Linked DNA regions of Homo sapiens: region 1 is linked to region 2. Evidence: chromatin loops called from intact Hi-C (ENCODE). Cell type or tissue: gastrocnemius medialis. All regions are shown on one strand. Each heading gives the region's core, and the rest is flanking DNA. Links, peaks and the distances in the headings are about the cores only. Region 1 overlaps USP13 (ubiquitin specific peptidase 13). Region 2 overlaps USP13 (ubiquitin specific peptidase 13).

Region 1 (15,557 bases), core at 5,172-13,171, 66 kb after region 2:
TTTTTAAAGTAATGGTGGTAGACAGCTCTATTAAATTAAAATAGATTACAGGCTGGGCACAGTGGCTCAAGCCTGTAATCCCAGCACTTTGGGAGGCCAAGATGGGCAGATCACTTGAGGCCAGGAGTTCCAGACCAGCCTGGACAACATGGTGAAACCTCATTGCTACTAAAAACACAAAAATTAGCCAGGCGTGGCGGAACACGCTTCTAGTCCCAGCTACTCAGGAGGCTGAGGCAGGAGAATTCCTTGAACCCGGGAGGCAGGGGTTGCAGTGAGCTGAGATCATGCCACTGCACTCCAGCTTGGGCAACAGAGCGAGACTCCATCTCAATAATAATAATAATAATAATAATAATAAAATAGGTTACAGATAAAACTCATATAGCATTGGGTAAATTTTTTTAAAATATTAATGGTAGCATAAGAATGGAGGCCCCACAAATATATTCATTCTAAGATAACTATTTAATATATGTCAAATCACAGGAGATACAAAAATGCAGAAAAGAATCACCAATAAAAGTTACTAGGAAAATTAACATCAGTATAGAAGAAAATTAACCTAGATCTACAACTTATACGAAACATGGTAATAAAGTCCAAATAGATCCAAGAAATAAGCAATTACAAAACTAAAAAGAGCAGACTCATATATTCAGCCCACTTTTAAAAGGGAATGTCAACATTCAAGTTCAACTTAAGAAATTTTTTTTTTTTTTTGAGATGGAGTGTCACTCTGTCGCCCAGGCTGGAGTACAGTGGCGTGATCTCTGCTCACTGCAAACTCCACCTCCCGGGTTCACACCATTCTCCTGCCTCAGCCTCCCGAGTAGCTGGGACTACAGGCGCCCGCCACCATGCCTGGCTAATTTTTTGTATTTTTAGTAGAGACAGGGTTTCACCGTGTTAGCCAGGATGGTCTCAATCTCCTGACCTTGTGATCGATCCACCTGCCTCGGCTTCCCAAAGTGCTAGGAAAGAATTTTTTAAAAAACCATTTAGTTTCCAATGTGAGAAAATATTAAAATCAAACCATCACATCCTCACAACCCCCTTAAGTAGGCATATTAAAACAATCTCAAGGCACAGGTACATGCCTCATAAACCAGCAAAAACTGTTAAAATTGCACAGCCTGAAGCCACAGAGAAAACCCGTATATCCTCTCCTACAATATAAATCGGCTCAGCCTTTCTAGAGAGCAAAAAAACAGTGACCCTTTGGCACAGTATTTCCCCTCTGGGTACAGGCCCGAGAGAAGAATTAAAAAAAAAAACTAATTTGTGCAAAAATATTCACACATGCAGTATCTATAATAAAATAATGTAGCAATGGCCCCAAATAGAGGAGTTAAGAAACTGTGACATATAAGCACAAGAAAATACTGCAACATTATTTAAAAAGACAAAGTTATGAATTGTGTGTAATGAGTCTTGCTTGGTCTACAGTGGTGCTTCTCCAACTATTGTCACGATGGATGAGGTTGTTTTTGTTTTTTGTTTTGTGTTGTTTTCATTTGTTAAGGAAAGACACATGTTCCCACTGCACATGACTAGTTCAAAGCTCCAGCCAGATATGGTCTTACTCACCACACACCTTAAGTTCCACAAAACCCAAACTGGTCTATGTCCTGGGCAAACAGATCCACTGGTCACACACTTGGCTGTGGCTGCAATGTCAAGTTGCTATACAAATCTCAAAACAGGCCGGGCGCAGTGGCTCACACCTGTAATCCCAACACTTTGGGAGGCTGAGGCGGGTGAATCACCTGAGGTCAGGAGTTCGAGACCAGCCTGGCCAACATGGAGAAACCCCGCCTCTACTAAAAATACAAAATTAGCCGGGCGTAGTGGCACATGCCTGTAATCCCAGCTACTCAGGAAGGCTGAGGCAGGAGAATCGTTTGAACCCGAAAGGCGGAGGTTGCGGTGAGCCAAGATCGCGCCATTGCACTCCAGCCTGGGCAACAAGAGCGAAACTCCGTCTCAAGAAAAAAACGAAAGAAAGAAATCTCGAAACACTACTCTTAGTGTTGTACTCATCTCTCAGCCCAGTCAGCTGACACACTTTAGGTAGCACTTGTCTAGGGCTAGGTGAACTCGGCCCAAGTCTAAGAGTGTCTCACCCGCCAGGAAAGCATTATCTAAAAGACTTTCAGGACACAAGGTCAGGCCTGCAGCCTTCACAGCAGCCCCATCAATGCCTCCTCACTGCAGGCGCTTCCCAAACGCCACACTCTGCCAGTCTCTGCCCAGGAACTACTCCCACATCTCCCTGCTCAGCCCCTCTTCTGACAGTCCTTGACCCTAAATCTGCTTTCATTTCACAATCAGTGTCATGCTCATTGAAATCTATCGCTATGAGAAACCCAGGCTTCCTTGAGTTTGCCGCCAGTACCTTTAGAAGCTGAAATACACATTTGCTCCTTGAAGGCAGGAAAATTGTATCATTTATTGCTGAATCCTAAAAATAGTACCTGGTACAGGGCAGGGGGGGCAGGAAAACTGTGTCATATTCACCACTGAATCCCAAAAACAGTACCTGCTACAGGGCAGGATTGAACAAACTTTTGTAGGATGAATGATAGTTTTTGTCTCCACTATTTGTTATTGGGTCTCTCTCTCTCAAACTATTCCTCAGTGCCCTTCTGATCTGAATTTAAAATGCATCATAATACAGCTTCCACTTAAAGTCTCTGGCACGACTAAACAATGGGAATTCTCAAAATAAAACTCATGGCCACGCATAGAAAAACAGCCTGAGGCACCAGCAGAAATTCTAGCTTTTCAGGTTTGTTTGGCTGAAGTCACTCTTAGCAGCCTGGACACTTGAACCCTACTGCCCCAGCTCTCCCACCTGCTGTAACCAAGCCAGTCTCACATGGTTCTTCAGGAAAGTGGCTGCCTTCTCTGCACCACCGTCCCACCTTGGATCCTACCTGCCTCCGGTGCTCAGAGGACACCCAGCCCAGAATGACCAATGTGCAGTTCTGTGCACAATCCTAAGCTAAATAGGATTCTAATGATCATTTTTATGATGCACTAACCAGAAATTTGACCAAGATGCAAGACTTTGACATCCAAAATCAGAAGAAAGTCAAGAAATACTGCACAGGGCTCTATAATGATTTCCCTTGACAACTTCTCCAGCCCCATAATCAAACGGTAAGAAAGGAGCAGCACTGGCCGGGTTCAGAGGCTCACGCCTGTAATCCCATCACTTTGGGAGGCAGGTCAGGAGATCAAGCCCATCCTGGCCAACATGGTGAAACCCCATCTCTACTAAAATACCAAGAAATTAGCCGGGAATAGTGGTACACACCTGTAGTCCCAGCTAACAAAAAAATTAGCCGCGCATGGTGGTACACACCTGTAGTCCCAGCTATTCAGTAGGCTGAGGCAGGGGAATTGCTTGAACCCGGCAGGCAGAGATTGCAGTGAGCCAAGATCGCGCCATTGCACTCCAGACTGGCAACAGAGCGACACACTGTCTCAAAAAAAAAAAAAGAAAAAAAAAGAAAAAGAAAGGAGCAGCATTAGAAGCCCCATGTATTGTTAAAATCCTGTCTTCAATGCATTTCAATATACATACAGTATATACTTAGCCATTCATTTGCTACTTTGTATTGTATCCCTCTATGTACTATTCAGAAATAACATCAAAGACAAAGTCACTGATTTTATATTGCCTGCCGTTTAAAAGAATGTTAAAACGGTGGCAAATATAAAGGTCAAGATTGCAACATGTTTCAGAGTAGCAAGTGAATAGTCATTTTAAATAAAAATACACTACTTTGTCAATCGGTAGGTGTTCAGAGAACTTTGTTTATGATGATGTTTTCTTGGCAACCAGCCTTCCCACTGGAAGACAGGAAGGGAGCATGAGCTTATGTGAGCAACGCGCTCAGGAAACAGTCGCTGCGTAACACTTGTTTTTATAACTACAGAACAGTGTCTCCTGTGGAAAACAAGCGGTCATTGCTGCAAAGAGAAACATGATGTAGGTAGATGGAGTCACAACAAATCCACGCCAGGACAAATCACATACTAACACCGCGGGAAGACGGTGACTCACACACCCTTGGAAAAGGAAGGCCAAGAAGACCAGAACACCGTATTTTCTAGAACATCGACTCAAAAAAGAGCGGACAGGAAAAAAAAATTAACCAAATGAGCTGCTTGTAATTATAAAAAGAAGTAACCCAAATGGCCAAGAACAGATTTGCCAAATAATTTATGGTACCTCCATGAAATGTAACACTCTTCAGCTATTTAAAATTGACTTGTGGATGAGTATTTACTGATAGAAAAATAAGTACATAGTATTTTTGGGCTAAGAAAGCAGGTAACAAAACACTGTGTATGATGTTATAATATACATGACATGCACACTCTTCCTGGCGTATGTTGTTATCTCAGCATGGGGAGACAATGTGGGAATTTTTTTTCTTCCTGTTTTCTTCTGGTATTTTTAAATTTCTCTTCAGGAACATAGATTCATTTTTTAATTAAAATATAAATAAAAGTTTTTTAACTGAATGTATTTAGATATGCTCCCTTTTCTCAAACCTGGCTTCCCAACCACACAGCTTTATGGGGGCTGTATATTCCCACTACTCAAAGTAAAGCATGGTGGCAATAACTTGAGATTTTAATTTTTTATCTTTGAGAGAGTCTCACTCTGTTGCCCAGAAATGCAGTGGAGCCATCTCTGCCTCCCGGGTTCAAGGGTTTCTCCTGCCTCAGCCTCCCAAGTAGCTGGGATTACTGGTGCCCACCACCACACCTGGTTAATTTTTGTATTTTTAGTAGAGACGGGGTTTCGACATGTTGTCCAGACTGGTCTCGAACTCCAGATCTCAAGTGATCCACCCATCTTGGCCTCCGAAAGTGCTGGGATTGGCCGGACATGGTGGTTCACACCTGTAATCCCAGCACTTTGTGAGGCCGAGACAGACGGATCACCTGAGGTCAGGAGTTCGAGCCAGCTTGGCCAACATGGTAAAACCCCGTCTCTACCAAAAATACAAAAATTAGCCAGGCATGGTGGCACACACCTGTAATCCCAGCTACTCGGGAGGCTGAGGCAGAAGAATCGCTAGAACCCAGGAGGCAGAGGTTGCAGTGAGCGGAGATCATGCCACTGCACTCCAGCCTAGGTGACAGAGCGAGAATCTGTCTCAAAAAAAATAAAAAAATAAAAAAATTGCTGGATTACAGGCATGAGCCACTGCGCCCGGCCAATAATTTGATATTAATAAGAGAATATCTTGAGATTTGTAGCTGAGGAAATTCAGGAACAAGTAAAATAGAGGTGATACGGCGTGTAACCTCAGGGAGGCAAATGAGACTGTGATTACAACTGGGAAAAATGAAACTAATCGGGAACACTGTACTCTAGTTGGCTCCCACTCATGTTTACAAAAGGGGATGCTCAATGTGGAGAATGGAAAAGAAGCCGTGAGAGTGAGGCCGTGATGTCTTCTCTAGAGGCAAAAGAAGGCCATGGGGGTGAGCGGCAGAAGGAATGTGTTCAGTCCCTCAATGCAAGACATCAGAGACCCAGCAAGGGTGGTGCCCTAATGACATTTAAGTCCTAGTAAAGAGAGACAGGCAACACGCAAGAAAGAGACATCGAAGATAATTTCCAGCAGTGATAAGAGGAGCCTGAGGATTGGGGTCTTTATACAGATGGGGGACAGGGTTGTCTCTAGGAGGCTGAGACTTCAAAGATGATGAGCAGTCAGGCAAGCAAAGAAGGAAGAGTACCCTCTCCAGATGCAAAAGCATGTGCAAAGGTCCCCACTCCAGAAAAGGCTTGGCTACTGCTTTGAGGGTAGGAAGCCAGCAGGGTCCTGGAGAAGCATGAGAAAAAGGTGGCGACAGTACAGGAGGAGAGGGCTGCAAAGGTCAGCTCAAGGAAGCCTGGCACGCCAGGGGAGAGCTGGGTGCACACTGGGCAGAAGCAAAGCCACTGGAGGCTTCTAAAGTGAGAAGTGCCATGATCTCATCTACATTTTTCAAAGATCACTCTGGCTACTGTGGAAGAATTATGGAGGGGGGGGTCAAGAAAATATACATTTGAGAGGCTATAGTCTAGACCCACACTGTCTAATATGGTAGCCACCAGCCACATGTGCATATTTAAATTTAAATTAAGTTAAATTAAAAATTCAGTTCCTCTACCGCACTGGCCACATTTCAAGTGCTCAACAGCCAAAGATGGCTAGTGGCTACCTTACTGGACAGCTGAGACACAAAACAATTCCATCATCTCAGAAAGTTCTTTTAGACAGCCTCTGTCTAAACAAGGCCAGATGGTGGCTTAGCCTGGGGAAGATGGCAGGAGGAGGAGGGAAGGGGGCTGACAGCAGAGACAGGGAAACGGGCAGTGTCAGGATATTATTTTTTTTATTTATTTATTTAATTTTTTTTTTTTGAGACGGAGTCTTGCTCTTTTGCCCAGGCTGGAGTCCAGTGGCGCAATCTCAGCTCACTGCACCTCTGCCTCCTGAGTTCAAGAGATTCTCGTGCCTCAGCATCCCAAGTAGCTGGGACCACAGGCGTGTGCCGCCATGCTGGCTAATTTTTGTATTTTTAGTAGAGATGGAGTTTCACCATGTTGGCTAGGCTGGTCTCAAACTCCTGACCTCAGGTGATCTGCTTGCCTTGGCCTCCCAAAGTGCTGGGATTAGAGGCGTGAGCCACCGCGCCCAGCCAGGATATAATTTTAGGATAGAGCGCACTAGCCCAGGAGGTGGATTAGATGTAGAGGCATGTGGAAAAGGGTGGAAGTGAGGACAACTCCTAATGGTTCTGATTCATTACTGAGTCCATAAGAGCACCCTCCTGTCTCTGCCCAACTTTTGCTTTCATCAAGCCACCACCTACCTATTAATTCAACCTCTCAGGTACTTCCATGTCCGAATGAAAGACATGAGTGTTCCAATAACCAGAGCACAGATCTCCAGTATATTCTCGCTTCTAGAGCAAACCAGACAAGAGTTTTAAAATGCAAAAATTAAGCACCCATAAATAAGAAGCAAATGAGCAAATTAATCACCCATAGATAAGAAGCAGGTGAACAATAAGAAAGTAAAACAAGATTCCAGATCAAGGGCAGCAAGCACACAGAAGGGGGAAATATAATGGAGAAAAAGCACTATCAGAAGATAGGACTGGGCGCAGTGGCTCATGCCTGTAATCTCAGCACTTTGGGAGGCCAAGGCAGGAGACCTACTTAAGCCCAGGAGGTCAAGGTTGCAGTGAGCCAAGATCACACCACTGCACTCTAGCCTGGACAACAGAGTGAGACCTTGTCTCAAAAAACAAATAAACAGAGAAAGAAAGAAAATAGACTGGATAGCAGGGAATAACCAAACAGGTCACCAGTAAAACAGAATTACCAGCATACAATAGTTGCAAAATCCAAAATCTTGGTTTCAACAGCAGATCCATTGAAGTAAATGTGTTCACATAAACTAAGTAGGAAAGAACAAACGCATGTAATCCCAGGAGAGTATAGGCCTTACTGCTAAACACTGATAAAACATCTGTGGCCATGAAATGTTAAGAAAAAACCAGAAATATTAATCCAGCAGCAGGCATGGTGGTGCACACCTGTAGTCCCAGCTACTCAAAAGGCTGAGGCGGGAGGACCACTTGAGCCCAGGAGGTCGATGCCAGCCTGGGCAGCATAGCGAGACCCCATCTCTAAAAAAAATATAAATAAATAAATGTTGAAATGTTAATGCAGTAATGATTCCTCCAGCTTGCTCTGACTTTGGGTGTCTCCCTTTCTGCAGAGGACTCCTACGCATTAGAGCTGTACAGCCTGGTCCTGCACAGCTAAAGGCAGAGGCTGAACAACTAAGTTTTGACTACACTATAAACTTACTGTTCTACTGAGGCATCATTTATTAACTTTTTTGGTAAGTATAAAACCGAATCAGCCGGGCACGGTGGCTCACACCTGTAATCCCAGCACTTCGGCAGGCCAAAGCGGCCAGATCACCTGAGGTCAGGAATTCGAGACCAGCCTTACCAATATGGAGAAACCCCGTCTCTACTAAAAATATAAAAATTAGCCAGGTGTGGTGACGCATGCCTGTTAATCCCAGCTACTCAGGAGGCTGAGACAGAAGAATCACTTGAACCCAGGAGACAGAGGTTGCGGCGAGCCGAGATTGCTCCATTGCACTCCAGACTGGGCAAGAAGAGCGAAACTCTGTCTCAAAAAAAAGAATCATTCTTCTGGGTATTTTGAGCAATGAGGATGCTGTCCCCCACTGCAGCTGGGGAAGGCCAGGGGCAGGGCACGAGGTCCAGCTACTACAACAGTTTCAGGACAAATGGGGAACATGGAAACCATCGGCATACGAACACACTCAACTGAGCACCTGCAGCAGTTCCCGGCTTACACATACAAAAAGAAAATGTGAAACCACCTTGTCAACAGTACACCTTTTAGAGTCATTTCTTATTTTTATTTTATTTTTTAAAAGTGATGATTTTCTTCAGGATGAAATCCCCCTGATAAACATGAAGATTGAATTTCCAGGCTAACCCATAAAAGCCCATCCCTCTGATCTGAATTTGAGTATGAATAATGGCCCAGAACAGAGTTCCCATCAAAGAGGCCAGCAAAAGCTTTCACTGTTGGGGAGAGCCTTATGCAGAATTACCGAGTAAAAGATGTCTCTCTTCGGCAACCCCAAGACTCCGTAAATGCCATTTCATCTTCTTCTCGAAGGGAACCGCTCACTAAACCACTGATAAAAGGGCAAGTACCTCTGCTACAGATCCACTAGCTTAAAAGTGAGAGCTAGGGAGAGGAGAGTTCCAGAGAGGACAGCAATAAGATATGTTGAATGGGCAGCTGTGATTACAACAACCCTGCAAGGTAAGGCACTACTACAGAGGGGGAAACCAAGGCTCACAGGAATTCAGTGACATTAAAGCATTTGCTGAAGTCACATGGCTACTAAGTAGTAAGTGGAGGTGGATTTGAGCCCAGGCCAGTCTAGCCCCCTGCGGGCTGCCTGGTGCTACTGAGAAGCAGATGTCGTTTTGGTGACAGGAGCCAGGTGGGCGGCTGTCGGCAAGCACATGCTCTCGTGGGGGCTTGGGGAAAAGAGCAGTTTCTCTTTTTTTCAAGACTTTCATTCAAGGAAAGCAGGAGGGACAGGCAAAGGACAGCAGCCCCACTCAAGTAAGCAGCCTGTGCCAGGCACCCTGCCAAGCTTTCCTGCGGGGCAGGAGAGAGGTTTCAGCAGGCTTTGCCAGCTCCACTCCCCAAATGCAAAAGGACAGCTGGAGTCCCTGGGAAGTGGCCACTCCAGATTGACAGCTCCCTGACAAAAACAGTGGCAAGACCCAAAGTGCTGGGCTCCGAGACACTGGTGAAGGAGCTGCAAGACTTAGAGGCTCTCACAGCCTACTCGCCCTAATCAGCTTTTGTCCAGCAATGAAACTGGGGACCTAGAAAGAGAATTCACACTAACTGAGGCTTCTTCCAAAGAACAGGCTGGACACTCAATGGCAGAACCTGCCCCAAATGGCACCTCCAAAAGAGCAACTCAGCAGCTTTACACAAATGATACAATATGTGAATTACTTTCAACCCTGCTTCCTGTAGCCACTCCCACCTATTCCTCATTCCACTTCCGGAATGACCACCATCCTCATGCTGTTCCCTTGCTCATAAGTGGCTGGTCCCTCAGGTCTAACCTTATCAAGACCAACCTCTTTCACATCCCACAGAGGATTCAACCTTGCCTTCCAGTCTCCCCAGGAATCTTCTCTTCCATAAGACAATTTACTATCTCACATACAAGCCAAGTTGGTCCCAACTCCATACCTTTGTCCACCCCTACCCCTCCAAAGCACTGTCTCTTCGGATTCCATCCAGTTGTCCACGCCAGTAACTCTACTAGATTTTGTTGATTATTCCCAGGTCTAAAATCTCCTCTCACAAATTTTAAGCACCACACTGTTTAAAGTTTAAATATCCAGCTGGGTGCAGTGGCTCATGCCTGTAATCCCAGCACTTTGAGAAGCCAAGGCAGGCAGATCACTTGAGGTCAGGAGTTCAAGAATGCCCTGGCCAACATGGAGAAACCCTGCCTCTACTAAAAATACAAAAATTAGCTGGGCATGGTGGTGCATGCCTGTGGTCCCAGCTACTCAGGAGACTGAGGCACAAGAATCACTGGAATCGAGGAGGCGGAGGTGGCAGTGAGCCGAGATCACACCACTGCACTCCAGCCTGGGCAACACAGCAAGACTCTGTCTCAAAAAAAAGAAAAGCCTTAAATATCCTATAAGTGCTGCAGGGTCTAACTTCATGACTCATCAGGGCTTAAAGACCACCTCTGTCATGAAGCCATCTTTGAACAAATCCTTGAACAAATTACCTAACCTCTCTGACTCTCCATTTCCTCATCCGTAAAACAGGGGCAAAATCGTAACTATAACATGTAAGCCAATTACTATCATAATTAAATGAGATGACGTACATAAAAGTGCCTGGCATAGTGTTTGACTCATAATAGACACTTGACGGATTGGAGTTAGCTCAAGCGGTTATGTCCTCATGCCAGACTTTCCATAATAGACACTTGAAATTAGCATACACACTCCACTACGATAGAGATCCTGCCATGGTCCTCTGTTTCCCTCCCACTTACACCCTCTCTACCCCTATAATACCAACTGCAGTGCAGAGTGCACAGGAAGCCATAAGTCAGTATTAACACTTGTTAACTAACACAAAGCAGAATGTTTCCTTTTTAATCTTTTTTTTTTCTTTTGAGACAAGGTCTCACTCTGTTGCCCAGGCTGGAGTGCAATGGCGCGATCTTGGCTCACTGCACCTCCGCCTCCTGGGTTTAAGCGATTCTCCTGCCTCAGCCTCCTGAGTAGCTGGGATTACAGGCACCTGCCACCATGCCAGGCTAAGTTTTGTATTTTTAGTAGAGACGGAGTTTCACCATGTTGGCCAGGCTGATCTTGAACTCCTGACCTCAGGTGATCCGCCCACCTCAGCCTCCCAAAGTGCTGGGATTACAGGTGTGAGCCACCACGCACCATCTTTCCTTTTTAATCTTACCACATGAGGCACATACTATCTTGCACCTCAAGCAACATCTCTGTCCAGAGGCGTATTCAGATTCATTAAATTCTTGTCATTGTTACATTGTCCTGTTGTTCTAGCCCTAAAAATAGGTGTTCCTGTTCACATCTTCCCTGTGCCTGGGAACAAGGGGAGTCCTAACTGATCACCACAATACTGAACAGACCAGACAGAGGCCTGATCTGCAACCATAGATCCCAGTCCTCTTGTCATCTCCCTGAGGGGCCCAATGTGGGATCTTTTACCAAGCACCCTAGAATCACAACATATAAAACATTCAGCAAGTACTCGAGACACTTTTCCCTGGCTTTTCAAGGGTCAAACCTATGATGTTTCAGATAATAAGATAACATGAAAATATCATATTGGCGGCTGGGTGCGGTGGCTCATGCCTGTAATCCCAGCACTTTGGGAAGCCAAGGCAGGTGGATCATTTGAGGTCAGGAGTTTGAGACCAGCCTGACCAACATGGTGAAACCCCATCCCTAGTAAAAATACAAAAAAAATATCCGGGCATGGTGGTACACACCTGTAATCCCAGCTTGAACCCAGGAGGCAGAGGTTGCAGTGAGCCAAGATCATGCCACTGCACTCCAGCCTGAGCGACAGACCAAGACTCCAAAAAAAAAAAAACACACCCAGAAAATCAGAAAAGATGCAGGCTTAATGGCACAGGTTCACAAACTGTGTAGTTTTCAGTTCTCTACTCTTTTCCTTTTAATTCTCCAAGACCTCAGCTATTCCACATCCCCACAATCTGTATCCCACCCATGACAGAGATGTACAAAGTGAAGGCAAAGGAAAACAGATATCTAACTCAGCTTCTGAGGATGGGAGGAGTCCTCACAAAGAACATCTGAGCTGGCTTTAAAGGACGAACAGGGCTTTTCCAGGAGGATGAGGGTGAGAGAATGCATTCCAGGCCAACGCAAGAGCATGAGCAAGCACATGGAGGGGCAAGAGCATGGAGCACCTAGAGAATGGAAAGTCTTTTGGGACAGACAGAAAGTAAGCAGAGGGGCAGGAAAGCTGGATCAACAAGGTAAACTGAGGTGATGTGCCATGTTAGAAAAGTCTGAATGGCACCATTGAGGATTTCAAGGCGGGCAAATGAGATGATCAGACCCCTATTTTAAAAATATCCAAGAGTGTAGTGTGACAGACTGGAAGGGAAAGTAAGGTGGTTGTTAGGAAGCTTCTGCCACAGTCCAGGTGAGAAAGGATGAGGGCCCGAGCCTTAGCAGTGCAAGGGAGAGAGGAGGATATACCAGAATTTGGTGACTGATGGGATATGATGCTAAAAGAGACAGTGAGATAGCCATGTTCATGGCAGCACTATTCACAGGAGCCAAAAGGTGGAAGCAACCCAGTGTCCCTGACAGATGACTGGATAAACAAGATGCGGTATATACACACAATGGGATATTATCCTGCCTTACAAAGGAAGAAAATTGACACAACAACATGGATTAACCTTGAGGACATTATGCCAAGTGAAATGAATCAGTCAAAAAGGACAAATATTGCATGATTCCACTTGTATAAAGTACCTAGAGTGGCCAAATCTTAGAGACAAAAAGTTGAATGGTGGTTGTCAGAGGCTGAGAAAAGGGGAGAACAGGGAGTCATTGTTTAAAGGGTACAGAGTTTCTGTTTTGCAAGATGAAAAGAATTCTGAAGACAGACAGTGGTGATAACTGCAAAACAGTGTGAATGTACTCCAATGCCACTGAACTGTACATTTTAAAATGGTTAAGATGGTAAAGTTTATGTTATATGTATTTTATCACAACTTAAAAAATAAAAAGAGAGAGAGGGAGGTAGAATGGATGATACCATACACCTCTCAATCTGGGGCACTAAAATGGATGGCCGCTCCTTTAACTGAGCTCCAGTCCATAGGGAGAGGAATGCAGGGGAGGAAAAAGAGAATTCAGAGTTGCACAGATGTCCAGATCCAAAATGAGCAGAGAACATGAACTTTTCCAAAAAGTCTTTCTGACAGGATCAGCATCATCTCTCACATTCCAAAGCTCTAAAAATGGTACAACTTTAAAGGTAATGAACTACTGTCCAAAAGGGACAGCAAGTGACTTCTTGATTATGATTTTAGAAAAGCAGGATTTTAGGGTACACATGGCAAATGACACAAAGACATCCATTTCACTCCTTTCTGAAACCCCAATCAAAGGACAGCAAAGGGATTTTTTCAAGACATAAGCTATAGCACTAAAGTCTGGAAAGCTGGACGGCAGGTAAATGAATGCTAAAAGACTAAGATGGCAACAGAGCTGAATCCTAGGCCAGCAGCAGGGAAAGCCAAGATCCAACCTGATCTTCACCCCAGAATGCCCAAAAGACTCCAGAACTGGCAATTCAAGATAACTCTGGAAGATGGGGTGAAGTAGGAGCTAAAATAAAGAGAAAGGTTTTCTATGTAGCCGTCAGAGCCCCAAACCTCACCTCCACTCCAAGAGGCCCCTCCCTCTCCTGGCAAAGAACTAGAGAGTGATTCTCTAAAGCAGACAAAAACAAAGGTTTCAGCGCTGGGGAAGAATGAGCTTAGTTAAGAATAGAGGCACCATCACGAACATGGGGACTAAGAGAATGTATGTGTATCAGTCCAGATTTGGTCAGAAAATAGATGCTATTCAGGTATTACAGGCAGGAAGAGATTTGATACAGGAAATTAAAAGCTTAAAAAATCATGGAAAGGGCATGAGAGCCACAGTCAGAGAAATCACTGCCTATGTTCAGGAACTCAGGATGTACAAGCGTCACAAGAAACTGCACAGATGACGTCAGAATCCCCACCACTGAGGTAACTGTGTCCCAGAAGGACACTCAGATGCTGCTAGGAAAACCTCACATCGACCAGGTGCCACAGTTGCAATAGCAAAGTGGCTTCTCCTTCTCTTTTGCCTTCTAAATCTCTTACTGGAAAAATCAGTATCAGAATCTTGCCACCAAGGGACTCTGGGAAATGCAATGTCCAGGAGCCAGCCCCTGCAATGATGGGAGAAGCTTAGCAAAGCAGGGACACAGCTGAGAACCTACAGGCAATATCCAGCTGGTATCGAATACCCAGATGCTGAGACCACCTTCACCCTCCACTCCCACTCAGTTCCCTAAATACTGGTAGACAGGCCTGTATTTTCCAGGCAAGAGATTAGAATAGTCTCCTACCTGGTAGCCAAAGGAAGAAAAAAAAATCACACTAACATTTAAGCTTCCCCAAAGAAACAGCCCAGCCAGGTCACCCTACAATGAAACTCACAGTTCAGAGAATAAAAAAAAAAAAATCCTATCTATGAAATAGTAAATTCCCAGCTCAAGTAGCTCTAATTTTTTCAAAAAGTGTCAATCAAACTCTCTAAATTTTAATTTGCTTCAAAAAGAATGTGCATGCAACATATGACATCTATGGTTGAGCTAAAATTAAGATAATAATTTAATGTGAACCCATAGGCTACATTTCAGGTGAGGTAAGTGACTGGAATAAGTGGTTATATCTTCTTGCCTAAACTCTAGAACTTTGGTTTCCAAAGTAAGGCCTGGTAACCCTCTGACACCCCAGAGTCTTTAAGTAATTTGGGAGGTCAAAACTATTTTCATAACATGAAGTTACTTGCCTTTCTCTCTCTCATTCTCTCATAGCACACAGTGGCATTTTCCCAAGGCTACGTGACATGCAATGACATCATTTCAAAAGCCAATAGAATGTAATTGTTCAAATTGTTTTAAATTTTTCTCAGTTTTAACTTCTAATATGGTAAATAGCAACAGAAATCACACAAAAGCTTTTTGCGGTTCTCAAAAATAGTTAAAGAGTATAAAGAGGTCAAAAAGCTTGAGAATCACTGCTCGAGAACAACTTTTCAGCTAGTTGCTTTTGGAAGGAAGCTTTTGACATGTGAAACTAATAAGATTTACTTTAAGTTTATATCTTCAAAGTGGAAAAAAGTCTGTCTGCTCTGAAATTTTGCTTTACTACCTTGTATCAGTTTATCCATCAGGAGGAAGAGTTTTCCACAGAGATCCTAAATTAACTTTTTTTTCTCCCTACAAGTAAACATTATGATGGGAAGTCTCATTGACTGCAAGGCAACGTGCATAGTACAATGGTAAAATGCAGAGAATCTACAGGGACTCAAACAAATACTTGTACACCAACAACTGAAGCAGCTTTATTCACAACAGTCAAAAGGTAGAAACAACCCGATGTCCATTAACAGGTGAATGGACAAATAAAATGTAATACATGTACATATATATGATGGAATATTATTCAGCCTTAAGAAGGAAGGAAATTCTGATGCATGCTACAACACTGAACCTTGATAACATTATGCTAAATGAAATAAGCCAGACACGAAAGGACAAATACTGTGTGATTCCACTTATATAAAGTGCCTAGAATAAG
Region 2 (15,557 bases), core at 3,059-11,058:
TCACGAGCCCACCCCATACTGTTTCTGGACCAGAGCACAGGGAGTTCCAGGAGCTTGTAGAGGGCTTGCCCCTCACCTGGCTGCAGCTGCTAGAAAGGCTGCGGGGGAAGAACAGGCAGCAGGGCAACTCTGGCAGGACGAGGATGCTGGATTTCGTGGGGGACCAGCAGGACAGCTCAGAAGGCAGCCAAATGCCCCATGCAGGACCCTACAGAAGTGGGCAGGCTATCTGCCAGTGGAGAAGGCTCAGGGCAGGAGGAGGTGACGGCTGCCGAGGCCAGCTGGACAGAGCATCAGGGAAAGGTCCTTGTAAGGTCCCTGAGGGTGGTATAACAGTTGCGGGGAGGCAGCTCTAAAGAACCACCAATGTTCCCCCACAAAAAAGCCAGCCATGACAGGAGACATGTGGCAGCCCAGAGGGAGCCCACCAGCACTTGGCAAGTGAAAAGACTCTGCCTACTTCTCTAATCTCCAATCCCCTTGACCCTTGACTATGGAGGGGCCAGCAGCGGGTGGAAAGAGGCAAATAAGTGGAGCAAAGACCGCCCCCACAACCAAAAACAAAACAAAACAAAACAAAATTAGATGCTGACACTAATGCTTCAGCACTGCTGTTTTCTGAAACTCTTGAGCTAGGTAGAATGAAGAAGACTAAAACTGGCTCTTTAATACGGGTAACCTACAGAAAATCACAAGGAATCTAGGGGATCTGCCCAGGATGCTCTGAAGAGGCAGGTAGGAAGATTCCACATCACCTTTGGCAATAAAGATGTGCACCTGATAAAGCTGTTTCCCAAATGTTTCCTCCAAGTTCAGCCCATCTACTAATGGTGATACCTACTGTCTCGTTAATACTTGTAGTAACCCTAGAAAGCGGACACTAGTCTTATCTTCACTCGGGAAGCTGAGACTGGCAGAGAAGTGCCAGATAGGCCTTTCAACTCAAAGTGGTCTTAACACCCAACTGCCATGCAGCTAACAAAGCCTAACCAGAGTGGCTCTAACTCCAGTTCCAGGCTGTCTGTAGCAAAAACAAGTAAGCACACTTAGGTCTCAGTCATACAAACCTCACCTTGTCATTTGAGCCAAAGAAGTAATTTATGTCCTCTCTGCAAAGGCTGTAGCTGCTACCCACCCACTTTTCCATAAAACCTCCCTTTGCTTAGCTTGCAGACCATATTCCTCTCCTCTGAAGTCCAGAGCACAAAATGCCTTCTACCTTCTTTAACTTTCAGCCTGCTTCTGGTCTGTCTCTGCAGCCTTTGCGGTGGAGGCCATGTCTTACACCTCCTCGAATTCTCATGGAGGTCCATGCCTATAGTCTGGGGACGATGACACGTTTGCAGAATCACAGTCATATGCAACAGCTGATGAGAAAACTCCTTTATCTATCTCCCTGCGACAAAGAGGCAGCTCCATATATAACATCCCTCCAACACACATGTTCTATGCAGTGTTTTCTAATAAAAATCTGATGAATTTCCCTGTCTTGCTGAAAACATAATCTGGTCTGGGCATTTAGTATTTAGTGACTGCCTGCTTCATGCAGAGCACTATTGGAGATTCTGCCTTCTAGGAGCTTACGGACAACAGAGGAGATGAGAGACATACACACGCATCGATAACAAATGTTAGGGAACACCACAGAGGACCTGAAACACCACTGGTAGCTCTCAAAGAATTCCTCAAAGTGGCAGCATTTGGGCATCTAAGGACTAACAACCTGTATATAAATGACCAGCTTACACACATACACGGCTTCAGTTGTGCTTCCAGCGCTAGCCAAAGCGCAATTAATTTTACTACCTGACAATTAATTTTACTACCTGTATATACACCTCCTGAAACCTATGTAAAAATTGTGACTTTCTTCATTCACAGTGCTGATATATATCACATAGTATCAGCTGACACGAGCATGCAATAATAATGCCCTAGCTTCATATAATGGCTAACATTTATGTACTCATTAAGCAGATATTTACTGAGAGCTATAAAATCTCAGGTGCTTGGATGAATACCGACTACGTGCCAGGCACAGTTCTTAACACTTTACATATATATTTTTCTTAACTCACCCAACCCCATGAGGTGGTGATGATGATTTTCTCCACTTGACAGATGGGGAAACTGAGGCACAGAGTTATTAAGTCCAGGGTCACAAAGCTAAAAAATCTCTCCACTCCCTTTCTCTAGTGTCCTTATGCTGTTTTTGGTATACATGTGCCAACATCTCATTTCTGAGGTCCCTGAGTCCATCCTACTAGCTGCTAAAGAGAAGACAACACATCAAGAGTCTGCATAACCCTTCTTCAAGCCTACACAACTCTAGGGCCAACATCACAAGCCAGTCCAACAGTTATTTCTCCACTTTGAAGAGTATGGAGGCACCACTTGGAATAAATCCCTTGGCATTTGTGCATTTCTGTTTAGGCATTCACATCAGCATGCATTCACTGCCTGCTGCTGATAGTGTTATTTCTTATAATCTGTGATTCAAGTTTTGTGTGGCTGCCAGTCCCCAACACAGACCATAGCAAGCAGCCGCTCTGGGAAGTTTAACAAGCCAGTAAATTCTGAAGAGCTAGCTGCTGCTCTGGGCCATCATGTGGCCATACAACCAGAAGGAGAAGTTTCAATAGAGACCATGGTGGGAAACACTAGAAATTCAGCCCCATACCTGGACTGTGGCCCATTCTCAGCCATTCCCCTCCCACACTTCTGTGACCATTTCATTTCTTCGTTTTCCTTAACCAACTTTTCTTAATCTTCTATTCAACAGTCAAGTTATTGCTTGAGAGTTGTCGATCATTTAGAAGTTATTTGAAAAAGCTCCCTAACCAGATGCTACCTCCTCCTCTTCACATCATGCTGCAGACCAGTTCCTGGGGTTCACAGCTGGGTTAGAGCATCTTAGCTCAAACTCATCTACTTCAAGCTTAGTGCCTTGATCATCACCTGGTCCCATCTGCTAACACCCATCCCCATGCCTACTCTCTGCTTTCAGAGGGGACGTCTTACTAATTCCCGTGGTCAACTATTAATATGCTCACTTCACACCTAGTTATTAGAAAGTCAGGCTCTGAAAAAGTTGAGCCTGAATCTCATGAAGCCTCCAGATCTAGCGACCTTATACCAAACACAAGTCAAACAATACCTCAAGGAAGCAATCTTTAGAGCAAACTTAAAGCAAATAGTCCAGCTCCTTCAACAAATCAATAGTTTGCAAAAAGAAAAGGAGGGGGACTTTAGAAAGATATCTTGGATAATGCAGGAAAAAATCAGAAGATGGACTAGGTATTCGTGATACTAAGGGATGGTTGTTAATTTTGCTGCTGTGCTTTTAACACTTCAAACAGCTTTTTTTAAAGAGATGAAGTTTTGCTGTTGCCCAGGCTGGATGGCAATGGTGCAATCACAGCTCACTGCATCCTCAAACCCTTGGGCACAAGTGATCCTCCCACCTCAGCCTCCCAAGTATCTGGGACTACAGACACACGCCACTGTGCCCAGCTAATTATTTTATTATTATTTTTTCTAGAGACAGGGGTCTTACTGTGTGGCCCAGGTTGGTCTCAAAGTCCTGGTTTCAAGCAGTCTTCCTGCCTCAGCTTCTCAAAGTGCTGGGATTACACGTGTGAGCCACCACACCTGGCTGGACACTTTAAACTTTTAATACAATATTTATGTTAAAAGAAGAAAGAAGGTATTATAGTTACAGATGCATAACTACATCTATAGGTGAAAAGGAGGATGTTTAAATTTTATGTTAAAATACTGAAGGGAAGGAAAAGGAGAGGAAGAGAAAAAATGAGAAAAGGAGAAAGGAAATGAAAGAGAAGAGTGAAGAGTTTAGGGAAACTGGTGGAACCAGATTTGCAGGATGATTATTGAAGCTGCACATCAAGTACATAGAGATTCATTATACTTTGCTCTCTACTTTTGTATATATATGCAAATTTAAATAATTTTTCCTTTAAAAAAAAAAAAAGGTCAGGCTCTGGACAAGGCAGTTCCCTAAAAGAAACCAAAAATCCAAAATAAGAACCAAAGAATTAGATTACAGAAAGCATGTTTCCCATTTAGCAATGAGCCAGTGACATCACCTGAGTGTCCCCTATGGGCCCAACACCTCACAAGATGAGAGGCAGAGACCCAACTTGACCAAGAGTCGGCCCTGCCTTCAGGGAACACACACTCTCACTTGAGAGCTGGCTCTCAGACACCTGAGGCAATGGCTAGTCCTGACCACTAACTTTATAACACAGAGACCCAGGAAGTCACCAAAATAGCATCCAACTAAGGAATCTGTCATATTAATAAGATACTGTACTTACTTTCTCCATCAGCAATTGCAAAACAGATCAGCTAAAATTAGAGGGAGGCCTTCAGTGTTCAGAATCTCTCCCAAATGCTTACACAGGACTTTCTGTTTAACAGAGTGCACCACACAGACAGCCAGACACAGTCCACCATATTCCCCTGAGCCGAATGCTTTAATTAATAAGCAAGCAGCAAGACTGAGGCTTTTATCACATCACAGCAATACTTGCACAGATACTTTTAAACCACAGGATAAAAGGAAGATAGACACATGTCTGCCTGTCCCTAAAACAAAAGTGTATGAAGTCTGTTGATTTAAATTTTTAACCTTAAACAATAAACCTTGAACCAGTAAGTGTTTAACCCAGGCCCAAACCCCAAATCTCCTAAGCTAAGAGGACAGGGGCATTCCCGAACTATTACTCATATTTCAAAGGTGAATCAGAAAGGTTACATGTGTCTAACCTAGGAAAATAGAGGTTAAGGGAAACAAAGCTCTTATGTTCACAGCTAAAATTATACCACCTTGAAGCAGAACACTGGTTATCTCACGTTGATGAAAAGTTGAGACCAGCAAGTATGTGTTGAGGATTATTTAGATGAGAAATCAAATAAATTGTCGCTTAAGAAATGCAGCTTATTCAGAATACAGAGTTATTTAAGATATGTTATCTTTGGAGGAAGAAATGAGGTAGAGTGTTCAGCTTTAAAACATTTGAAAGCACTGCCTTAGAATGCATAAAGATAGAGAAAATATTTTTTGAAGAAAAAAATGCCCTTTTATAGTAACTATTATCTACTGCAAGTGCAAGTTAATCTTAAAATTCAATTCAACATATTTAAGTAAAAATGGCGGTACCACAAATAAATACTGCTGCCTTTTTATGCATGACAATGTTTATTAAGCATGCATATATAAAAAGCTAGATTTAACCTTGGTTTATAGCAGATTAATTTAATACTGGGAAGTATATATTCTAGAAATGACTCAACTTGGAAGACGCCAGTGAGAAACCCTCATAACTGGGCTACCTGGTAATTCTGCAAACTTCAAACGCCCCCTTTTGTCATCCACCTGCCACCATCCACACACTGAGGCACTGGGAGCCTGAAATAAGTCTTGGAACAACTGTTAGGGAAGTAGGATAATGCGGTGATCAAAAACACAGACTCCAGAGCCAAACTGCCTGATATAATTCCCAGCTCTGCCACTCACTGGCTTTGCAACTTTGGGCAAGGCTTCTGTGCATCCGTTTCCGCATCAGTGAATATAGAGGAAGAGCCTGGCCCTTTGCAAGCACTATGTGATGCTAGTTATTAAGACCATGCGTGGTGGTGGCCCCGTAAAAAGGCGTTTCTGCCACATGGCTCTGACCCATCCTTCATGCTCTCTCCCCCACACCATACATTCCTCTCATCATCTATCCCCTTCTCTGTTTCAGTGAATCTTCTTTCCCTCTCTTGGGGCATTTCAGGCTCATCTATAAGTCACAAACACCAGAGGCCTGGGACAGGACCATCCTTCCAAAGGGCTTCTGATAACTGAGAAAAGGAAAGAGTCTCACAAATTGGTTCCTTTGAAACCAACTGCCAGTGAAAATCGTGATGCCTGAGAAACTAATTCCTTCTACTGTCAAGGAAAGTGGAGATTTTTGCTGTAAATTATTTGTCTATTCAAGGAACAGCTTGAAACGGACACCCCCAGGGCCACAAGGAAAATCATGGTCAATGTGAGCTCTATTTGAGTGTTAAAGAAATATTACCGATGCTGGACCAAAGACCGACTTGTCTCCCACCCAGCTGGATGGGCCCTCCCTGCCCCTGCCTAGATGCACATATATGCTTCTCATAATCAAGATTCTTTCTTCAAGACCACTAGATCGTGGCACCTGAGGGCTGGAAAGGATTTCACAAGTCATCTAGATCAAGGGTCACAAATCCAAATACCCAGAGTCCCAGTCAGGTCATGAGTCACAAAGGGACCGGAGCCAGCTGGGGACTGTGTGTCCTGTGTGAAGGGAGGGCTGCCCCTTGGCTCCAGCTGTCATTGCGGGCCTGGGACTGTCAGACGTTCTGAATGGTTAAGAGAAGATGGAAATTTAGATTTTATGTGTGGACCAAGCAAAACACATCCCAGAGATGGCCCAAGTGCTTCCAGGTCACATACCTTGATCCAGAGCAGTGGCTCCCACCTACAAGCCTCAGACCCTGGAGATGTAAGGAGCTACTACACTACAGCCACCGAATCCAGTGGGGGAAGAGAGACAAGGGCTCCAAACAGATACTACTTGTAGACTGCATAGATAGTGTGCCTTGCTCATATAAGAACTACTTTTTTTAACATAAAAGGACACTGTAATATTAACAAAACCAAATTTTATTTCCAAACAGCACTAAATTGATGATTTTTCATTTCACATTTTCTCAAATGAGGAGATCCCAAGAGCACAGAAACGGTCACGCAAGGTCCATGATTTTATTTACATTAGAAAGGGGACTCCTGGGCCTAAAACATTCACCACCACCACCTAGATCAATTCTGCCACTTGAATGGTGAGATTGGAAGGTGGCATGACTTGCCCATAGTCACACAACTCCTTGCAGAACCAGAAGGGAAAGCCAGGCTCCTGAGTCCGACTCCCAGCTCCTTCACCACCAGCACAGAGCATGGACCCTGCCCCAGAAGAGCCATGCAAGAAGTGACACCGCCTGTTTGAGAACGCAGAACCAATCCAATCATAACACAATTTTGGACTGAGGTTTATCCACAATCACCTCTTCAAAGTTTCACAGAAGCACAGAAGTAGAAGAAGCCTGGATAACCCCATACTCCAGCCCTACCCTCAAGCCACCTCCTCAACTGTATCTCAGATGGGAGCCTTCCAGCCTCTGGTGGATAAGGACCTTGCTATCTTACAATGCTGGGTAACAATGCAACTTGAGAACTTCAGTTCTTCCTATTCCCATACCCCTCTGGTCTCCTGGGCTTGCCATTCAGAATGTCTGTTTCCCTCTCCACCCTCTTTACAACCTACTTCTTTCTCCCCATCCCCAAGGCTGCCTCTATATGTTCTTTCCACAATCTCCCTTCTCTTGCTTGCTCCATTTCCACAACTAGCTGGCTTCCTGATGAACAAGAGGGTATTTATTCACTGTTGATTCTTGCTCTCAGTCTACAGGTATTGGCTAAGAAGGACTGCCTTAAGATAAACACTTGAGACACAGAACTGAACGAGCCTGCCCAGTAAGTCAAGACAGGATACTAGGAAGCCAGAGCAGGTGGCGGGGAAGTGGGGCACGCGTTCCACTCAGGGCATCTGTGGCAACGGGAGAGGACGGTGCCAAACACAGATGCGTAAGCTGTGCACTACACAATTCCAAGGGCACCACTCAAAAAGACCAAGTTATGAGTAGTACCCTCTGGAGTTGTACAACAAGCAGCATAGGGAGGGTCCAGTGGAAATGCAGGTCTGGCCATTAAAACATCAAGCCTATCTTTCAGTGGTTCTATTAATTAGTAACGACTGGCCCACGGAGTTTCTCCTACTTGAGCCTGCTTAAGAACCACCCGGCAGCTTACCAAACCTGAGGAATGCCAAGCCCTCCCCTGAAATTCTGATTCCTCAGTCCTACGGAGGGACTAAGGAATCTATGTGTTGTTTTTTGTTTGTTTGTTTGTTTGATATGGAGTCTTACTCTGTCGCCCAGGCTGGAGTGCAGTGGCACAGTTTCAGCTCACTGCAACCTCCTGGTTCAAGCAATTCTCCCACTTCAGCTTCCTGAGTAACTGGGATTACAGGCGTGCACCACCACGCCCAGCTAATTTTTGTATTTTTAGTAGAGACAGGGTTTCACCATGTTGGCCAGGCTGGTCTCGAACTCCCAACCTCAGGTGATCCACCCACCTCGGCCTCCCAAAGTGCCGGGATTATAGGTGTGAGCCACCATGCCTGACCCTGTGTGTTGTTTTTTAACAACCAGACTCTTGAGAAACTCTAGCCAAGAAAGTTGAGGCTTAGGAGAAGGAAGACACTGTAAGTGCCGAGACTGTGTTACCAAAGGGAAAATGTTTATATTTTTATGAGATTTAGTCCTTCGATCTCAGCTCTATTTTATAAAGAATACTGTTTCTAAAGATGGTTAATGATGGCACACATGTATAATCCATGAAGCAACTGTCTCTATAAACACAACCCTGGCTATTCCTTGTCACAATTTTTAAGAGCATACAGACAGGCACCCTAGACACTGAAATGACATTACTATTCTGACAGCTTGCTAAATTTATGGCCACCATGTGCCAAATCATAGGAAACCCACATTCTAAAGCTCCTCCCTACCTACATGTCAACATGGCAAACGCTCGGACACATACCTTGTGCTCCTCCTTCATCACCTGTTCAATGAGTTCAGATTTCACCGGAGGCTTTGAATACTGGCCTGAGAGAAGGCCATGTCCTAACTTAGTCCTGGCCAGGACAGAGAAACAGAAACAAAAAGGTCATTGTTGTTTTTCCATAGTAATATTAAATTTATCTATGAATATCAATAAGTACAACTGCTGTTAGGTGGAGCATTTGATCTGCGTTACACACAAATAACTTATTTATTTGATTCTGCTTCATACTGATACCAGTTTCAAATTTTCTTCAGTCCTTTGTAGATAACTTTATCTTCTTATAAAAGTAACACATTCTCATTTTGGAACACTTTTTTAAAAATACATGAAGAATTGCCTTTAATTTTGCAACCCAGAGATATCCACTATGAACATTTTATTGGATGCTTTTTCTAGAAAAAAAAAAATACAAATCTGGCACTTACATCTGTGTGTTGAAATCTTGTGTTGGATCTAAAGGCGAGTAGTCAAATATTCTGGGAAGGTTTCCTACATACCTAGAAAATGAGAGGCAATAGTTAAAACATAGCAACTGCAAGAAGAACAGAACCAAAACAAGCCATCAAAATTCTTGCTAAGACCTTCTTGCCCCTTTGTCAAACTAAACAATCTACCTGAAGAAAAGTTTTTCATGAGATTCTACCCCTACCAGCACTCATGACCTTCCTGAAACGTTTATGCTTCTATCAGTGGGTCTCAACCCTCGTTGTAAGTTAGATTCACCCAAAGAGTTTCTTTTACATATATCAAAACCAGAAGCACCCCTAAATGTTCCAATTTCATTGCGTGAGACTGAGGCCTGGGATTTGGAATTTCTTTTAAAAGTTCCCTGAGTGATTCTAACACGCAACCAGAGTTAAGAACCACTGGCTAAGCCATCACAATAATCACCACCTCGATGACAGTGGTACAGAGGCCAGGTGCTGTGGCTCATACCTGTAATCCCAGCACTTTGGAAGGCTGAGGCGGGTGGATCATCGGAGGTCAGGAGTTCAAGACCAGCCTAGCTAACACAGCAAAACCCCATCTCTACTAAAAATGCAAAAAATAGCCAGGTGCAGTGGCACGTGCCTGGAATCCCAGCTACTTGGGAGGCTGAGGCAGGAGAATTACTTGAACCCTGGAGGTGGAGGTTGCAGTGAGCCAAGATCATGCCACCAGACTCCAGCCTGGATGACAGAGCAAGACTCTGTCTCAAAAAAAAATAAATAAATAAAGACAACAGTACAGTTAGGGACAAGACTCGACTTAACCAAAACATCATCAGGCTCCTCTGAAGCCTCTGCTTGACTGGGCCCGTCCTTGGGCTTCCCTCTCTGTCCTTGTAGATCCAGTTTAAGTAAGCATCCTGCTAAGTCAGTTTAGTGAAAATCACCCATCCTTGCTGTCTGACCAGCCTGGCCTGCCTTCAGCAGTAATCCCATTAAGTCTGGGTAGCCAGAAACAGCTAATCCTTGACGTTTCTTCTTTGTGATTTTCCATCCCCTGGCCCCACCCAACTCCTTGTTTATAAATCCCCACTTGACCTTGTTGGAATCAGAGTTGAGTCCAATGTCTCCCCCATTGCCAGGCCCTGTTGCAGTGCTCCTATACCTATGGCCATGGACCCCCTTGAATAAAGTCTGCCTTATCATCTTTAACAAGTGTTTGGGTAATTTTTCTCTTTAACATTAAAAATTGGCTCTCCCTCTCCCTCTCCCTCTTCCTCTCCGTCTCCCCACGGTCTCCCTCTCCCTCTCTCCACGGTCTCCCTCTGATGCCGAGCTGAAGCTGGACGGTACTGCTGCCTGATTCTCCTGCCTCAGCCTGCCGACTGCCTGCGATTGTAGGCGCGCGCCGCCACGCCTGACTGGTTCTCGTATTTTTTTGGTGGAGACGGGGTTTCGCTGTGTTGGCCCGGCCGGTCTCCAGCCCCTAACCGCGAGTGATCCGCCAGCCTCGGCCTCCCGAGGTGCCGGGATTGCAGACGGAGTCTCCTTCACTCAGTGCTCAATGGTGCCCAGGCTGGAGTGCAGTGGCGTGATCTCGGCTCGCTACAACATCCACCTCTCAGCAGCCTGCCTTGGCCTCCCAAAGTGCTGAGATTGCAGCCTCTGCCCGGCCGCCACCCCGTCTGGGAAGTGAGGAGTGTCTCTGCCTGGCCGCCCATCGTCTGGGATGTGAGGAGCCCCTCTGCCTGGCTGCCCAGTCTGGAAAGTGAGGAGCGTCTCTGCCCGGCCGCCATCCCATCTAGGAAGTGAGGAGCGCCTCTTCCCGGCCGCCATCACATCTGGGAAGTGAGGAGCGTCTCTGCCCGGCCGCCCATCGTCTGAGATGTGGGGAGCACCTCTGCCCTGCCGCCCCGTCCGGGATGTGAGGAGCGTCTCTGCCCGGCCGCCCCGTCTGAGAAGTGAGGAGACCCTCCGCCCGGCAACTGCCCCGTCTGGGAAGTGAGGAGCGTCTCTGCCCGGCAGCCACCTCGTCTGGCAGGGAGGTGGGGGGGTCAGCCCCCCGCCAGGCCAGCCGCCCCGTCCGGGAGGTGAGGGGCGCCTCTGCCCGGCCGCCCCTACTGGGAAGTGAGGAGCCCCTCTGCCCGGCCAGCTGCCCCGTCCGGGAGGGAGGTGGGGGGGTCAGCCCCCCGCCCGGCCAGCCGCCCCGTCCGGGAGGGAGGTGGTGGGGATCAGCCCCCCACCTGGCCAGCCGCCCCGTCTGGGAGGGAGGTGGGGGGGTCAGCCCCCCGCCCAGCCAGCCGCCTCGTCCGAGAGGGAGGTGGGGGGGTCAGCCCCCCACCTGGCCAGCCGCCCCGTCCGGGAGGTGAGGGGCGCCTCTGCCCGGCCGCCCCTACTGGGAAGTGAGGAGCCCCTCTGCCCGGCCAGCCGCCCCGTCCGGGAGGGAGGTGGGGGGGGGGTCAGCCCCCTGCCCAGCCAGCCGCCCCGTCCGGGAGGTGAGGGGCGCCTCTGCCCGGCCGCCCCTACTGGGAAGTGAGGAGCCCCTCTGCCTGGCACCACCCCGTCTGGGAGGTGTACCCAACAGCTCATTGAGAACGGGCCATGATGACAATGGCGGTTTTGTGGAATAGAAAGGGGGGAAGGGTGGGGAAAAGATTGAGAAATCGGATGGTTGCCGTGTCTGTGTAGAAAGAGGTAGACGTGGGAGACTTTTCATTTTGTTCTGTACTAAGAAAAATTCTTCTGCCTTGGGAACCTGTTGATCTGTGACCTTACCCCCAACCCTGTGCTATCTGAAACATGTGCTGTGTCCACTCAGGGTTAAATGGATTAAGGGCGGTGCAAGATGTGCTTTGTTAAACAGATGCTTGAAGGCAGCATGCTCCTTAAGAGTCATCACCACTCCCTAATCTCAAGTACCCAGGGACACAAACACTGCAGAAGGCCGCAGGGTCCTCTGCCTAGGAAAACCAGAGACTTTTGTTCACTTGTTTATCTGCTGACCTTCCCTCCACTATTGTCCTGTGACCCTGCCAAATCCCCCTCTGCGAGAAACACCCAAGAATGATCAATTAAAAAAAAAAAAAAAAAAAAACATTAAAAATTGTTCCAATAATCTCAAAATGAATAATAATGGTAACAGCAGTGACAGCTACCGTTTTCTGGAGGGCTTCCTATATTAGCCTGTTGAGTTTTCATTGCAACCGTATGAGGAAGAGATTGTTGTTATCATTATCCTCATTTGAGAGGTGAGAAATTGGGATGCAAATTCATTAGGTAGCTTCAAAAGTCTCCAAGCCACCTGTAATCCCAGTACTTTTGGAAGCCGAGGGGCGAAGATTGCTTGAACCCAAGAGTTGAGACCAGCCTGGACAACAAAATAAGACCCTATCTCTACAAAAAAAAATTAAAAATTAGCTGGGTGCAGTGGTACATACCTATAATTGCAGCTACTCGAGAGGCTAAGGTGGGAGGATTGCCTGAGCCCAGGAGGTCAAGGCTGCAGTGAGCCGTGATTGTACCACTGCACTTCAGCCTGGATGACACAGCAAGACCCTATCTCAAAAAAAAAAAAAGCCTACCAGGGAGGGAGTAATGAGGCCCAGAATGGACCCATGCAGCCAGGCACCAGGCCAAGTTCGGAACCACTCTGCTGGCTGTGTCTGCCCATCCACTGCCCCTGGAGCACTCTATAATCCCTCCTGGCAAGCTTATCCTAACAGAGCAAAGCCAGCTTTAACACTGATCTCCAATCATAATGCACAATCACTCCTTTCACTTCTTAAATTCACTTCCTATTTCACACCCTCTACTTTGTGTTGTTCTTTCCCTGTTGTCTTTGACTCTCGCCTGAAAGCTCTAGGAAGAAGAATCCAAAAGCAGATCCCTTTCTCCAGCCCTTCATGTGCCCACTCTGCCCACTTCTCTGACCTCATCTGCCACTGTGTTCCCCCAGCCCACAACATCCCCACTTGTCCCTCTTGCTGCCCCAGGGCATGACAGACTTGCTCATGTCTCAAGGTCATGCCTTCTGCTGTCTTTTTCCTGGGATGCTGCCTCACAGATCCTTGCTTGGCAGCTCCTTCTCAAGCCTGTTGACAAGTCGCCTCCCGAGACCCTCAGATAAAACAAGAGGGGCCGCCCCCACCCTTCCTCACTCCCTACCATCTGCTTCTGACTGACTTTCTTCTTAGCATGCATCACTATTTGCAGTTTTATAATTTACTTGTGATATGGTTTGGCTGTGTCCCCACCCAAATCTCATCTTGAATTGTAGCTCCCATAATTCCCATGTGTGGTGGGAGGGACCCTGTGGGAGGTAACTGAATCATGGAGGAGGTCTTTCCATCCTGTTCTCGTGAGAGTGAATCAGTCTTTATTAGCAGCATGAGAACAGACTAATACATCTTGTTTAGTATCTGTCTTTCCAGAGATTACATACTAGAATGTCATCTCATGAAGGCAGCAACTTTATCTAAATCACTGCATCTCCAGCACAAGAACAGCATCTGACATGTAAAAGACACTCAATAAATATTTGTTCAATGAATACATTTATGTCACACAATCACACGATTAACTTCCATAACTGAGTACCAATAACCAAACAGAAAAAGCATTTTTGCAATGAAACCCTAGCAGAGAACCATGATACACTATTACTTGGCAATGACTTCTAATTGGATTCCCTAACTACTAGAAACTTCTAGGCACCTGCTGTCCACAGACTCAGAAGTTGTAGCTCAGATTATGTACCTAGAGGAAAATTAACAGAGCATGCTTCTTTGGGCCAGTCCCATTCAAAGGACAAACAAGACATAAACCAAACTTCAGAGTTAAACTATTTAGATGCAGGGACTATACTGAAGAATTCCTAACAATATATAACATGATGAACTCAGGAGCTCTCTTATGATCCAGTTTTAATCACATCTCAAAACTTGACAAGACAAAAAAAAACTCACTGGAAAGATGAACACTAATGAATAGGCTTATGCTTTAAGGCAAGATAGATAGAAGAGTAAAGAGAATAAATTTTATTTTTTCAAGACAGCGTCTCACTCCCTCGCCCAGGATGGAGTACAGTGGCACAATCTGGGCTCACTGCAACCTCTGCCTCCCAACTTCAAGCAATTCTCCTGCCTCAGCCTCCCGAGTATCTGGTGTCACAGGCACGCACCACCACGCCTGGCTAATTTTTTAGTAGAGTGGGGTTTTGCCATGTTGGCCAGGCTGGTCTCAAACTCCTGACCTCAAGTGATCTGCCCACCTCAGACTCCCAAAGTGCTGGGATTACAGGCATGAGCCACCATGCCCAGCCAAAAATAAATCTTTCATGTCAGAAAAGTTCACTTTGCTGGTACCTGAGGTCAGGGAGAAAAAGAGAGAAGTCCATTTTGCTATCAATGTATATCCCTTTTCTAACTGATGAAGGAAATCTTCCATTGTAACAAAATTAAATTAAAATGCAGAAGAAACGCTAGATAATTTTCATAGATGTTATACCTCCTGTTTGTAATCTAGCAATTCTTAAAAAGATGTAGTTTTGCTATCTAGCAATCTACCTTGGTTGTCATTCCATTTGTATACCAGTTTATTTAGATTTAATCCTCAATAAAAATTATTTTGAAATGTAAACTAGGTTCAAATGGCAGACAGGGTACCAAGGAATCAGGCCAAGTTCCCTAATTATGCTACGGCTGTTCATAAGCCAGTTAATCTTTCTGAGTCATTTTTCTTTTTTTCTTTCCTTTCTTTAATTTTCTTATTATTATTTCTTTCTTTTTTTTTTTTTTTTCTTGAGACAGAGTCTCACTTGGTTGCCCAGGCTGGAGTGCAGTAGAGCAATCTCGGCTCACTGCAACCTCTGCCTCCTGGGCTCAAGCAATTCTCCTGCCTCAGCCTCCTGAGTAGCTGGGATTATAGGCACACACCACCATGCCCGGCTAATTTGTGTATTTTTAGTACAGACGGGGTTTCACCATGTTGGCCAGGCTGGTCTCAAACCCCTGATCTCAGGTGATCTGTCCACCTCGGCCTCCCAAAGTGCTAGGATTACAGGCGTGAGCCACTGCACCCGGCCTTCTTATTATTTTTTTAAAGACAGGATCTCACTCTGTTGCCCAGCCTGAGTACGGTGGCACAACCACAGCTTACTGCAACCTCAGACTCCTGGGATCAAGCAATCCTCCCACCTCAGCCTCCCGAGTAGCTGGGACTACAGGTGTGCACCACCACGCCCGGCTATTTTTTTTTTTTTTAAATTTTTGTAGGGATGGGATCTAACTTTGCTGCTTAGGCTGGCCTCAAACTCCTGGTTTCAAGTAATCCTCCTGCCTCAGCCTCCCAAAGTACTGGGTTTACAGGTATGAGCCACCATGCCAGGCCCTGAGTCACTTTTTCTACTT

Evidence for each region. A loop is a pair of places that touch in the nucleus more often than their neighbours do. Peaks named below come from ENCODE experiments on the same cell type or tissue, not always from the same donor. Only the 100,000 strongest peaks of a DNase experiment are listed, where the experiment ranks them.
Region 1: it touches region 2 in a loop (3-fold over the local background); 22 of 110 quality-filtered maps call a loop at or near these places.

Annotation. Positions count from the first base shown.
Region 1 is chr3:179,660,341-179,675,897 of GRCh38, reverse strand. All of the region lies in intron 1 of USP13 (ubiquitin specific peptidase 13), which reads right to left. Among named protein-coding and RNA genes, the nearest start is that of USP13, 15 kb to the right of the region's middle. In gastrocnemius medialis, for the core only: no CTCF peak of the experiment used is centred there; a DNase peak (open chromatin) is centred at 9,267; H3K4me3 peaks cover 1,090 bases; H3K27ac peaks cover 8,000 bases.
Region 2 is chr3:179,723,851-179,739,407 of GRCh38, reverse strand. It overlaps USP13 (ubiquitin specific peptidase 13), which reads right to left. Exons shown (of 21, transcript NM_003940.3): 9 at 9,148-9,219; 10 at 8,699-8,792. Among named protein-coding and RNA genes, the nearest start is that of USP13, 79 kb to the right of the region's middle. RefSeq lists enhancers at 9,991-10,569, 10,570-11,149. In gastrocnemius medialis, for the core only: no CTCF peak of the experiment used is centred there; DNase peaks (open chromatin) are centred at 4,187, 6,317, 7,617 and 8,707; H3K27ac peaks cover 7,728 bases.